2 separate regions of the Mus musculus genome follow, and region 1 is linked to region 2. The links are chromatin contacts, found by Hi-C or POLR2A ChIA-PET in ENCODE. All regions are on one chromosome and are shown on one strand. Each heading gives the region's core, a stretch centred on a gene start or an enhancer-like site at or near the end of the contact. The rest is flanking DNA. Distances are from core to core; before and after follow the strand shown. Region 1 overlaps Adam19 (a disintegrin and metallopeptidase domain 19 (meltrin beta)). Region 2 holds the start of Adam19 (a disintegrin and metallopeptidase domain 19 (meltrin beta)).

What was found. A loop is a pair of places that touch in the nucleus more often than their neighbours do. ChIA-PET counts read pairs that join two places held with the same protein, here RNA polymerase II (POLR2A).
Region 1: a loop to region 2 is called in a map of heart, with 1.8 times the contacts of the local background. The contact joins the enhancer-like site here to the promoter of Adam19 in region 2. A Hi-C loop is called at or near these places in 3 of 37 maps with a recorded cell type or tissue (T-helper 17 cell, heart and regulatory T cell). POLR2A ChIA-PET finds 5 or more read pairs at or near these places in 3 of 5 experiments (all embryonic stem cell).

The regions. Positions count from the first base shown.
Region 1 is chr11:46,087,437-46,094,227 of GRCm38, forward strand. Adam19 (a disintegrin and metallopeptidase domain 19 (meltrin beta)) reads left to right here. Exons shown (of 23, transcript NM_009616.4): 4 at 6,427-6,505. Among named protein-coding and RNA genes, the nearest start is that of Mir8100, 11 kb to the right of the region's middle. Within about 2 kb of position 1,980, at least 1 of the 3 ENCODE cell types and tissues checked has a DNase peak (open chromatin) inside an H3K27ac peak, as active enhancers do; it is heart, where a contact is called at or near this core.
Region 2 is chr11:46,053,302-46,060,586 of GRCm38, forward strand. It overlaps Adam19 (a disintegrin and metallopeptidase domain 19 (meltrin beta)), which reads left to right and starts at 2,683. Exons shown (of 23, transcript NM_009616.4): 1 at 2,683-2,909. The coding sequence starts at 2,813.

The DNA of each region.
Region 1 (6,791 bases), core at 730-3,229, 33 kb after region 2:
ATACACTTCCTGTCCTGGGGAGTTCTAGGTGGCACCCTTTACGTTTAATGGAAACCTGGGGTTATTGTTTTCCAACTGAATGGAAATATTTGCAGTTATTGAGTCTTACACTAAAGCCTTTATTTACCTGTGAACACCTGATGTTACAGGGTTGTGTGAGCGGTAGCCTAATTCACTGTGAGTAGTTCCCTGAAGCCAGGACACTTTGATATAGAGTCTTGACAAACTTTGGTAGGCCTTTTCAAGTCTGAGTCTTGACAGAGTATCTCCCCTCCCCCACAGTCCTCATGAACCATGGTCATCCTTGCCGTGTGCCATGGCTTGGAAGGAGAGGCCAGTGCAGCGGGCACTCAATCCAAAGCCTTCAGGGTATATACGAGGTGTGTGCTATTGGAAGCCTTCTGGCCACATAGCTATGAATATAGCTGGTTCTGTATTTGTAGACAATGTCCTAGTGCAGTATGAAAACCAGGGACAGCTCTGGGTCCTTCTCTGATGGGCTAGTGTCATCATTAGATCCTTTTTTTAACCCTCACACAAAGCAATACCTATTTCTAGGTTGTTTTGAGAGTTTGTGGAGAGGTGACTAGAAGGTTAGGGAGGGAACCCAGAAGGTTAAAAAGTTAAAATGAGTGGGGCAGTAGTGGCCCATACCTTTAATCCCAGCACTTGGGAGGCAGAGGCAGAGGCAGAGAGGCAGAGAGAGAGGCAGAGGCAGAGAGGCAGAGAGAGAGGCAGAGGCAGGCGGATTTCTGAGTTTGAGGCCGGCCTGGTCTGCAGAGTGAGTTCCAGGACCCCCCAGGGCTATACAGAGAAACCCTGTCTTAAAAAAACAAAAAACCAGCTGGACAAGGTGGCGCACACTTTTAATCCCAGCACTCGGGAGGCAGAGGCAGGTGGATTTCTGAGTTCAAGGCCTGTCTGGTCTACAGAGTGAGTTCCAGGTCAGCCAGGCTACACACAGAAACCCTGTCTCAAAAAACAAACAAACAAAACAAAACAAAAAAACCCAGAAACCAAAAAATAAAACAAAAAGCTAGAAAGAACCTAACAGAGCAGGGTGGTTCCCAGAGCACCCCCCCCCCCCTTAAAAAAAAGCATCACCTGGAAAAAACTATTAAAGACGCAGATTTCTTACTATGGGGCTGGAGGACTTCTGGGGCTTTGTATTTTCGTTCTCAAAGCCTTTCCTGGTGTGATTGGGCCAGAGTCTATGACCTTAAGAGTGAGAGTTAAAAATGGAAGGCAGCTATATATCTGTCCCTGTCCTGGACAGGGTAAGGACCCACCCCTAACCACCTTCCAACCCCCTACCTAGGCCCCAGATCAATAGTGAGAGTCTGGTCTTCGACTCCATGTGTCCAGACACTTGGATACTCTCAGGACTAGACGCACTAGGGGAGGGCAGCAATAAAATCAGCCCGGGAAGGAGCAGAGACACGTTTGTTCATGCCCGGCACGTGGGATGAGGGTGGTTTTCAAGGTAGTTTGTAAACTGTCTTTGTACCAGGTTGCCTATGTGATGCTGGGGAACAGTGACCTGGACCCCTGGACCTGGAGGAACAGACAGTTAGGAGCCACCAAGTGGGTGTTGGGAACTTAACCTGGGTCTTCTATAAGCAGCAAGTGATTAGAAACATGGAACCATCTCTCTAGCCCCCTCCCCCCTCCCCGCAAGATGGAGGTTCTGTTTAAGGACTTTGGGGTCTGGGAGACTAGGGGTTTGCCCCTGATTAGGGCTGCAGTGTGCTTTTGCCACCATGAGGACAAAGACACCATGAGGACAGCAGATCCTCTTCTGCTACTCTCGGCCTGCCCATGGTCTCCTTAGGGCAGAAGAGACAGGACTGAAGATAAGGGAGTACAGCAGAGTGTTTTCTCTATCAGTCAGTGGGGGAGGGGGAGGGGAGGGTGGGAATCTTGGATAGGCTTCCCCTCTTCCTGGATCTCCACACACAAATCATTTCCTGAAAACCCTAATGCATGCCAGTGGTAAGAGACAGCTTCCTGCCACCATGCTGAGCCAGCCCCCTATCAGAGAGATGAGAGAAAGATGTAGTTGGAGAAGGGACATCTGGCCACTCAGTGTCCATGTATGTGGTCTCTTCTCTGGGAAGACGACAACAACTTTTGTCCTGAGCACAGTGCCAGAATCCCCCTGCCTGGACACATGGGAAGATTCAGCCTTCTCTTGGGGACAGCGGAGAGCCTTTAAAAGCAGTGCTTTGTCCCTGTTGGTAAAGTTGTACAGATGGTGATGAAACATGACCCCTTTGCTTCTAGAAGGAGGGACCTTCCTGGCTCACATCCTTAGCCCATTCAGGGAAAAGGTTATTTAGCTAGAACTAGCCCAGAATTTCTTACTTTAAGCTGTCTTGCTCCTGCCCTGTGCTTAGCTTACCCCATGGCTCTTCAATGTAGACATTAATATCCAAGTGGGCATAGTTGCCTTGATCATGATAGACATTCATCATTATCATCATCATCAACAACAACAACAACAAATTAAAACTTGATCTCCAAGTTCCGGGCAATGGTTTGGTTTCATGTTTTCATCTAAGATAGAGCAACAAAGTGCCTAAAGACTCTGTCTCACAAACTCGAGGCTGAATGGAGCTCCAACAGTGTCATGCATGGTCCCTTAAAGTGACCTGGCCCCCTGTCTACAAAATGGGAACGGGTAGGAATCCCTACCTCTCAGGTGTGCTTTTAAGGTGTAAACTCGTTGGCTTTCTCAGGTCTGCAACAATCAGGATGTGGTGGAGACAGGAAGCTGAGGGGGCTTGGGAGTCAGACCATGTACATATGTTTCTGAAGTTGTTTCAGAAACTTGTGGTTTAGGGTATCGGTTGTAGGCTTGTTCTCACCTCAGGATTACCTGGGGGTGGGAGAGAAGTGCTGTTAAGACAGAATGCTAGGCCCCAGCCTCAGTTTCTCTTTTGATGTTGTAGGTCTGAGGTGTGGTCTCCTCCTTTGCATTTTGCTTGTGGAGTTTGCTTGGGTAACCTGAGGTCAACGGTCGGTTGTTCTCTGTTGGTCTCCACCATATGCTTCGAGATAGGACTTCTCACGGAGTCTGTAGCTCACCGAATTCTGTTAGATTGGCTGGGCCACACCCAAAAATTCTAGGGATCCTCCTGCCTCTGCCTCCCTAGCACGGAGGTTAGCAGACATGTTTCTGCTTTCTATGTCTGGCTTTTTTACTTGATTGCTGGGAATCAGGTCCTTGCTTGAGCCACCTCTCCCACTCCTAACTCCTGCTCCACCCCCTCTCTCTGGTCTTGTGAGACAGGGTTTCTCTGTGTAACCCTGGCTGTCTCGGAACTCACTCTGTAGACCAGGCTGGCCTTGAGCTCACAGGATTTACCTGCCTCTGCCTCCCAAGTGCTGGAGTTAAAGGCGTGCATTACCCCAGCACAGTTTAGCTTTAGATCCTATGAGCAGGTGCTGCATGCAGAGAGGTCATATTTAATCCAGGGTGAGGACTTGAGCTACAGAGGACACGTAGTCAGAACTGGAGTGGGTGGTTTCAGGAGCCCCCGTCACTGAAAGTTTCTCTTATTGAATGGCTGCTTCCTGATAGGTTCTTACAATACATAGGAGGTTCATTTGTTCAGTAATTCAGTTATCCACTTAGTCAGGCTAAATGTTTCTTGCCTGCTTTAGGAGCCAGGAAGGAGGAGTTTGCAGCTGAGGCTCCAAGAGCCGCTTGCTGACGAGGGCAAGTCCTCAGATAAGCTGCAAATGAGTTATCTTCTGAATACGTGTGCCTGAACGTGTGTGTGTGTGTGTGTGTGTGTGTGTGTGTGTGTGTGTGTGTGTGTGTGTGTGTGTATGTATACCTCAGAGGCTCAGTTTGGATTCCTCTCTTTGGCCCATCCCCCATCTTCCTCACTTCGGTTCATTTGAATGATGCTGCTGGGTAGGATAAGGAGCTCCCCCCTCCTAAAACCCTGAATATGCTTAAAGTGTACTCACCTCAAGTGCATTTCCTGTGGGAAAATTTACATCTCTTCACTAGCACCCAGGGCACATCATTACACTCTGACCTCTCAGCCAGCCGTCCATTACTCAGTCTGTGAAAATAGATTCTTGGAATGAGCTAATTGCTTTTCCTCTCCTCTCTTAAGTGATATATGGGTGAATTAATCGGCGAGGAGAGCTAGAGAGAGACTCGAGTGAAATCCATTCATTTTTCTGGATTCTTTCATCCTAAACCTTGTTAAAAGCACTACCAAGGAGCTAGGGGTGTAGTTCAATTGCTAAGGAAATACTGCCCTGCACCCATGAAGCCTTGAACTCGACCTTTAGCACCCTATAACACTGGGCATGTTGCTCCACATCTGTGCCTGCGATCCCAGCATTCGGGAGGTGGGGATGGGAGGGTCAGAAGTTCAGGGTCCATCCTAGGCTATATAATGAGTTCATGGCCATTGTGGGCTACATGAGACCCTGTTTCTAAAAGTTAAGCAATGATGATAATTATTAATTTCTACCTAGCTCCTCTCTATTATGATTGGAGTTCAGCTTGCTCTCTGTATTATTAAATTGCTTGATTCAGCGGTATATTGCCCTTACTCATGGGAAGAGGAAACTGAAGAGAAAGTAACCGGCTAGTGGCTGTAGAGACAATACTCTGTCTTTCAGACCCCAGACCCTGCTCTAAGCCCCTGGTAAGCTAGAGTGCTCATTAATTCCCTCCCTAGTTAACTATATCATCCATTTAGTAAACTTGCTGGAAGACACAAGCAGGCCTAACTGTGGAGCCTGTGCCCTTGGGAGACTTCCTGTTGAAGTCCTATGAATTCAGTCAGACCTGTGAATGACTCCCTCTGAATCTCTGGATGCTAAGGCGAGGTAGGCTTGGCGACACATTCTGCAAGCTGGCAGCTGACCCAGAGTCTCTGTGGCTGAGTGTTCCTTTGCATCAGCTGGATTTTGTGTTTTTCTGGGTTTACATATCCCTCTTGGGTGGTTTCTCCGCAAGACTGAATGTTAATTCTTAAGGCATCTGCTGTCTGACTGCATCCGGAGATGGGAAGAGTCTAGCCTAGACTTTGGAGCCATGTCCCTTCCTCTGGGAAATATCTCTTCTTCCCAAATCTAGTATCTCTTCTGATTCCTCTGACTCCGTTCTGTCTTCAGCCCGTGTTTTCTTCTAAAAAACAGTTTTGAATTAGGTTTTCTGTTTTCAGAATAAATATTTGATCAGACCCTTTCTTTTCTTTCCTTTTCTTTTCTTTTCTTTTCTTTTCTTTTCTTTTCTTTTCTTTTCTTTTCTTTTCTTTCCTTTTCTCTTTCTTTCTTTCTTTCTTTCTTTCTTTCTTTCTTTCTTTCTTTCTTTCTTTCTTTCTTTCTTTCTTTTATTGCAGCAATATGTAACTTGCCTTGTAAACATCTGCCCTCCCCTGAGGTAGCCACCAGTGACAGTGGACTTCTGCCTTGCCAGTTGTTTTTAATACTTGTACCTGGGGTACACTGATTGGCTTTTCATTAAAATGGACTTGAGAATACATGTATTTCTGAAATGTCCTGTACCTAATTCCTTTTTAGATTTAGATCTCGCTCTCTCTCTCTCTCTCTCTCCCCACACACACATATATACACACACACCATATATATACACACATATACACACACACATATATGTGTGTATATATATATATATATATATATATATATATATATATATATATGCATTTCTTTCTGTCAGACTTGAATTTCTAATGTTTTGTTCCATTAAAATCAGAAATAACTTTGCTCCCTGGCCTTGCCTTTCTGGAGACCAGTTCTGTCAGCTGAAAAATCCGTTAGATTCTTTTATTTCTCATTTTACTTTTGGCGAGATTCTAGGAAGCTCGTTCTGTATCTCCTAGCCTTCGGGGAGGGATCCTTAACCTCGGCTTTAAAGGATCAGCAGCTCCATGAACAATGACTGTCCCTGACATTTGTTCAACTCTTGCAATACTACTCACTCCATTGGCCATGCCTAAAACACAGGCCAAGGCCAGATACGACCCCTTCATTGACAGCCTACCAAAAATATCTAGCAGAGGCTATTCTCATAAAGAAAAAATGAGGTGCCCATGCTAAAGTTTAGCATGTTCCACATTGGAAGGACCATTTGAATTTTACAATCGGGTCCTCAGTCTCACAGATGTTGTGACTGTGTTTGCAGTTTTTGGGTCTTTCTCAAGACCCAGAAAAACAAACCAACATGATTGATTTAGGATTGTCAACTCCTGGATGAAGTGATCAATGACAGATTTCCTCCTGGCTCTCTTTTTGTTCCTTAGTCCCCTAATAACCACCACTTTCTTCTAGTCAGGGTAACCTTTCGTGGTTCAGTTAAAGTCACTGGGCGCCATTGCCAGGAAGAGAGAATCCATCACTAAAGGTTCAAATGTCTGCTCTTCTTTTTTTCAGGCACCTTTTTGCTCCAGCCTACACAGAAACCTGCTACACTGCAAGTGGCAATCCTCAAACCAGCACGCTGAAGTCTGAGGTGAGTCATGTAGACATGTGCCCATCAGTAGCTGCCCCGGCTAGGTGGGAATAAATATGTGGCCCCTTCTCTGAATACCTGGCTTCCCCTGACCAAGACCTCGGGCCCAAACAGAGGCGAACTCTGTTGTCTCATAGTTGCTCCTTGTTCTTTGCCAGCAAAAATGACAAAGCAGAGAGAGGTAGAATGTTTGAGGGTAATTCGATTGAAATTCGTGTAAATCATTACAAAGTACTCATACTGTTAGGCCTATGTTAATTACCCATATATTAAAAATCATTGAAAG
Region 2 (7,285 bases), core at 1,433-3,932:
AAGTTGCTCCAGGAAACCCTGAGGTCTGTCTTGTGACTCAAATTCTTCAATTTATGCTGCGTCCAACGCCTTGCAGTGAGAGCTGTCTTTCTTACATGTTGTGAAAGGTGAGAAAAGGTGTGCTTGACTTCAGGCTCCAAACACATACCTGCTTGCTTGGCCAGTTCCTCACAGGTTTTTACTCTCAATTTTTTTTTTCTTTGAGGTTTTTGAGACACAGTTTCTCTGTGTAGCTCTAGCTGTCCTGGAACTCACTCTGTAGACCAGGCTGGCCTCGAACTCAGAAATCCATCTGCCTCTGCCTCCCAAGTCCTGGGATTAAAAGCATGCGCCACCACTGTCCGGCTTACTCTCAATTTTTAATTCTTAAGAAATTACATTTTTAAAATTCTCTCTCTCTCTCTCTCTCTCTCTCTCTCTCTCTCTCTCTGCTCCCCTTCCCCATGTGTGTATCAAACTCAGTCATCAATCTTGGAGGTCAGTGCCTTGACCTGCTGAGCCACTTGGCTGGGCCCCTTCCCCTCTAAGTATCTAAGGGCACATGGTCATTAAATACACAGCAAATCATTGTCAGCAAATGGAATTTTCTCAACGTATGACAAGACTCATCTTCTTTCTTTTTTTTTTTTTTTTTTTTTTTTGGTTTTTCGAGACAGGGTTTCTCTGTGTAGCCCTGACTGTCCTGGAACTCACTCTGTAGACCAGGCTGACCTCGAACTCAGAAATTCTCCTGCTTCTGCCTCCCAAGTGCTTGGATTAAAGGCATGCACCACCACGCCCAGCCTTAGACCATTTCTATGGTGATAGCAAATGACATGCATGACAGTGAAGGACTAAATTACCCCCCCCCCCATTCATATGTTGGAACCCAAGCCTTGGTGTGACTGTACAAGAAGATGGTACCCACAAGGAGATAATTAGGCTAGAGTCCGTGAGGATGGGCTCATACATAGCACAGGCTTCCTCAGAAAACCCCGGAGCTCGCTCCCTATACTTGTATGGACAGGGCCAGGTGAAGACACAGTTGTTTACAAACGAATAGAAGAGTTTATCAGAATCTGACCTGGTGACACGTGGGGCTTGACACTCCAGCTTTCCAGGACTGACAAATGAGTCTTTAATGCCTCAGACCAGTCACACCCCTTGCCGCCTGGGGGTGAGAAAGGCAACTCTCTAAGCCACTATCTGCTTTTCCATTACAGCAGATGGAGAGAACTCACACAGTTCCTGTCCACACCAATGGTAAGAATGGTTTGATCCCTTCCCTCTGTGAGAGCCTTGCAGACTCACGGTGCATTGGTTTTGAGAGTTCCTGGCCTGGTTTTGGGGGTGGGGGATGGGGAAAGGAACTGACAAATGTAGGTGCGAGACTCCCCTTCCAGAGCCTCCTCTCCCTTGGAGTTTTGCTAACCAACCCTATACAGATTATTTCTGGCTATCTCTTTTTTCTGTTCTTCATTCATCAACTAAGGCATGTTGCACCAGGCTTTGTAATAGCAAATATACAGACTCTAAGTGAAACCCAGACATTAGCTTTGTGACCTTTGGTGAGGGGACTTAATGCTTTTCTGGTTTGATTCCCCTCCCCCAGAGGGGAGATAGAGATGAAGCCAATACCTACCCCCTCCAGATGGTCGCCTAATTATCACTGTTATTCTACACTGTGTCAATGGAGTCCAGATTAGCCTCAAATTCACCACGTAGCAGAGATTAACCTTGAACTTTGGATCCTCCAGCCTCTGCCCCATAAGTGCTGGGATCACAGTGGTGCACCACACTCCTGGAATTACGAGGTCCTGGGGATGGAACCCAGGGCTTCATGAGTGCATGACAAGCATTCCACCAGCTGAGACACATTTCCAGTCCACAGCGGACTCATGACAAGATCAACTATCAGAGGCCCTAGCACGTACGGAATGTCAATAAAAGCTAAGTCCTAAGTGTCTGCTACTGTAATTTTCTTAGTGATAGCCATCATTTGTGGGCTTCATCTTCCATTGCATCCTAAACCCTAACCATCCCAAATTCTGCTCTCTCCTGTCCCCAACCTATACAGCCCAAGGCTTCCCTCCTTCTCTGTAATCCTGTCTAGACTGTTTCTTGGGCTTGGTGTTCTGTTTCTGGAGTACAGAAGCCCTGTCCTCTGGGATGCTGGATCTGCAACCCCACCCCCTCCACCCCCCACCTCCCGTGTCAGAAGGCCTGGACTAAAGGCCCAGATTGGAGTCCCGATAGGAAAACAAGTTCTTTTAGCACTCATTTCAGTCCCTTGGAATTAACTCTTTCACAGCCTGACTCCAAGAGTAGTCAATCCTGGAAGGTAGAGCTACAAAGAGTTGTCTTGGTCACCCAAAGTACTTAGCATAAAGCGGGATAGAGTAAACTAGCTACAGTGGGGCAGAAGTGTGTGTGTGTGTGTGTGTGTGTGTGTGTGTGTGTGTGTGTGTGTGTGTTTAACACTTTCAACCCCAGTCCTGTAATCTCCCAGGCCTCAAGAATGGTTGATTACTTCAGAAATTCGGATCATCCCTTCCCCTGGGTGTCCTTCACCTGAGTCAGCGATGCTCCCGGGGGGCTTCCCTCGCTCCTCCCACTGCTGTCCCTCCAGCCACCACCAACCCCCTCCTCCGCGTGGCGCCTCCCCTCCTCCCATTCCAGGCAGAGCCCTGAGGGGCTAGGGGCGGAGCGTCTGGGATGTGGGCTGGGTGGCTTTTAGGCCGGCGTTTGCTTGAAAACCTCCGCCGCCGCTAGGCCGGGGGCAGGCAATGGCAGGGGATGTGTGATTGCGGACAGTGAGAGGGCCGTTGCTATCATGCCCGGGCGCGCGGGCGTCGCCCGGTTCTGCTTGCTGGCTCTCGCTCTGCAGCTACATTGGCCGCTGGCGGCGTGCGAGCCGGGATGGACCACAAGTAAGTGGCAGCGCGCAGATGGGTTCTGAGGCGACTAGGGGTGGTGGTGATGACTGAGGGTCTGAGAGTCGCTCTTGCATGCCGGCAGCTCCATGACCGCTATCCCTGCGGACTCCGCCACTCCCCGGGTGTGAGTATCGCCACCCCCAAGCCTAGGAGCCCAGGCTTTGTTCTCTTGTGGTGAGCCACGGGAGGTCGTGGAGCTAGTGCGCTCACTGCAATCAGAAAGCAGTAAGTCTCTCTCTCTCTCTCTCTCTCTCTCTCTCTCTCTCTTTGCTTGCCTTCCTTTCTTCATCTCCCCGTGTTTTCTTACTTTGGGCTTCTCTTTCCGCTGCTCTTCCTATCTTTGCTGTTTTTCTTGAGGTTGCTCGTCTCCGCTCTGCCTCTCTCTCATCGCTATTTTGCGCCCGCTGCTCTAGCAACCCCAGAGCATCCCCAGAGGAGCACCCCAAGCATCCTATCCCGAATCGGCGAGGGAACCACTCCCTGGATCTTGCTGGGGGCGGGGGGGTGGTGGTGTCAAAAGCATACCAGTGGGATAGAAAATCAAAGGTTTCCGAGAGATTAGGGTAGGGTGGTTTACTGGTTATCTCTGCCTGTACACTTAGCATCTCTGAAAGACCATAAAAGAACCATGCGCACCCATTATGCAGATCGTAAGCTGAAGTTCACTAACAAAAACCCAGGTGTGTATAAGTACGCCCCACATTGAAGATCTGATACTGGAAACCGGAGCTTTCTTTCCACCTCACCCAATGCCTATCTCCTCTTGGCCTCAGTTTTCATGTGAAGAAAATGGAATGGGCTCCACGCTTCCAGTTTGGACGCTGGATAATGCCTATTTCTCACAACTGTTTTCCCAGGCACCGCTCCCTCCCGGGCCGCATCCCTCAGAGGTTCTCATAGGATTTCGCGGAAGGGACGGTCCCGGAGGGGCAATGCCTGGCTTCTGTCATCTTGACCCGGGAGAGCTTATTTAGCCTTAGCTCTGAGGCAGCTGGAGAGCTGGGCTGACTCCAGACGGTCGCGGGTGCTTGCTGTACCAACCGTCAGCGTTTTTAAATCAAGCTAACGACGCCCTAGTGTACGGGCTGGGCAGGCTGCAGCCCCCGCCCCATCCCTGCAAGAACCTGACCCGAGGGTTTCCTCCACTCAACGCTCCAGCTCCTTTGCCTTGGATAGGAGAAGGCTCTTCCTTTTGTTGGGGTGTGGGGTTCCTCGGGGAAGAGGGAGCCAGGTCCTGTTCGAGTCTGATTTTCCAGCCTACCATTTGCACAGAAGAAAGACAGGAAAGTAAACTTCACGGGATCTGGAGGCCTTGAGAACAGTCAGTGAGGTAGAGTGACTGCAGACCCGGGGAGAAAGCAAAATCTACGAGTTGTAAAGTGACCCATGATCCCCAAATGAGCAGTTGCTATTAATATTTTCCTTTCCCCCTTCCTGTCCTTCTATGACTATATACTGATGAATCTGGAATCGTACCATTCATACACTTTAAAAGGTGCTTCCCAAATCATGACATCTCCCAAAACTATGATTTTAATGGCTCTAAGTTCTACCAAGAGACCACAGAAATATAATTTCCTCAAAGTTAAACTCCTGGCTCTTATACAAATGTGACGAAGATTTTTTTTTCTTTCATTTATGAAGTGGCCAAAGCAGCTGCTAAAGCTGGTCAAAAGCATCAACATAATCAATATCAACATAATCAATACCAACATAATCAATATCAACATAAACAATATCCCCGGTGATACAGGGAGTGGCATAGGGAATTCCTTTGGGTGAGACAGAATCAAGCAGTTGTTGGTTCTCCCTCTCCTATTCCTGAAGTCACTTGCATCTTTGTCTGTCACAGGCGTGCAGTTAATGTTAAACTTCACCGAATACAGGCCATCCCACCGAAAGCAAACAAGTGAGCCAGAGATAACATTCTCTTACCCTTTGTTAAGTGACGCTCCAGGTCTGACACTGAAAGCTTGATCCCACGTGCTCTGGCCTTATTTTCAAGTTGTGAGCAACCCTTCTCCAGTTACGTTGCCTTACGTGTACTTAAACTGGACTGTGTGTAAAGAGATTGCCCTCAGTGCTTTTCACCATCCGAGACCTTTTGTCGTTCTCTTCTATCCTGTACAGCTCCTTTTGTTTAAGAGTCTAGATCCATCAGTCTCTGTAGAGGACTATGTCTCACTTGTTCCCTCATGAACATTAAGCACCTAGCGTAGTAGCATAGGGTTAAGAACTCAGGATGTTTTGGGTAAATAATGTAAATGTATCTATCTCTTCTGATTTGTACCAGTGTAAACAAAACCAATAAGACTTTTTTTAAGGATACATTTTGATTGCAAATATATCATATTTTTGAAAAGGAATTTAATCAGTGGTAATCCAACACTTTTTTGTTTGTTTTGGGGTTTGGGTTTTGGAATGTTGTTTGTTTGAGACAAGGTTTCTTTATGTATCCTTGGCTGTCCAGGAACTAGGTCTGTAGACCAGGCTCCCTTTAACTCGGAGATCTTCCTACCTCTGCCTCCTGAGTACTGGAATTGAAGGCCTGCGCCACCACTGCCTGGCTCCAGCTACCTTTTTTTAAAATTTTTTTTTTGGGGGGGGGGCTTTTCGAGACAGGGTTTCTCTGTGTAGCCCTGGCTGTCCTGGAACTCACTTTGTAGACCAGGCTGGCCTCAAACTCAGAAATCCGCCTGCCTCTGCCTCTCAAGTGCTGGGATTAAAGGCGTGTGCCACCATGCCTGGCAGAACCTTTTTTTTTTTTTTTTAATTTAATTCTTCTCTGGGACAGGATGCTGTGTAGGTGGATGCTGTCTCAGAGATCTCTAGATAGCCAAGATGGCCTTAGACCTCTAGTTGTCTTGCTGGAATTACAGATGTTTGCCACAAAAGCTCAGTCATCTTTTAATCCCTCCTGCGGTTGATGAGGCTGAGTTAGAAGGAACAGAACACAGGGTTCCTTGGTGACATCTCTGGGAGTCTTCAGATCTACTCAGTTTCAGAGATGTAATTTGCTTAGGGATCAGGAAATTCTTATCTTTTAAAAGATGACCTGTAGGGCTGGTGAGATGGCTCAGCGGTTAAGATTGCCGACTGCTCTTCCAAAGGTCCTGAGTTCAAATCCCAGCAACCACATGGTGGCTCACAACCATCTGTAACGAAATCTGATGCTCTCTTCTCGAGTGTCTGAAGACAGCTACAGTGTACTTACATATAATAAATAAATAAATAAATAAATAAATATTTTTTTAAAAAAAGATGACCTGTAAGTAGTGTTGAGGTCTTCCATTCTTGAACATGGCTCTTCTGTGGCTTAGGCTTCTTTTCTCAGGAATTTGCTGCCTACCTCTATCAGTCCCACTATGTCAACTCGGGATATCTTAATGGGGAATTTCCTTCACTCTACGACAAACTCATAGACCCATTCCCAAGCCCTTTTAGTTGAGGAAATGAAAATTCACAGCAACCCATTCCCAAGCCCTTTTAGTTGAGGAAATGAAAATTCACAGCAACACTGACAGGAACTGAGGCTGGAGAGATGGTTTAGCAGTTAAGAGCACTTGCTGTTCTTGATAGAACCCAGGTGTGTAGGATAAGAAAAAAACTGGAGGTGAGAAGGTTTGGAACTAAGGAAGTGAAATATAACTTCGAATTCAACACTTGGAAGGTTAAGTTAAGGTTAACAATTTGCAAGTGAATGGTAATGGTTGGGAGGCGAAGAAGTCACCTTTACCTCTGGCCCTCCCAGGGAGGTGAGTGTCACTTCCAAGGGGGAAATTAAAGCTCTTTGGTAACAAACCTGAGCTCACACCCTTCTGCATCTCCTCAGCACCTCACCACATCATCACCTTCCAGGATGCTATCCAAGTTAGAGCCACATCTTCTCTCACCAGAGCTCCGGTGCGCCCCCTAGCTTTGCTGCCACCCTTTCTGCTTCTCCTCTGTCCTTGTCCCCTACTCCCTATTCTCCCAGCAGGCAGGGTCACCTTTCAAAACAAAAACAAAACCAATACAGATCATACTGCTCTTGTGGGGCTTTTTTTTTTTCTCTAAAGACATCAAAACCTTCCAGGTAATGAAACCCAGACCCTGCTCATGCCTCTATGTTATTACAACCACAGCCGTCTCACTTAGCATATATATTTCTTACCAACATCCTCTGAGTTACCCACCCTTGCTTAGCATATTTACCAATGTCCCCTGACTTTGTAGGCTATTTCTCCTTCCTGCGTGTGCCTTAGCGAGCCCGGGCCCACGTCTACAGTTGACACTCTTTACTCTTCCCCAGATTTTTGCATAAATGGCTTCCTCTGGTCCCTCAGGTCTTAAACATCATCACACTGGCCATCCTGTTTAAAACAGGAACC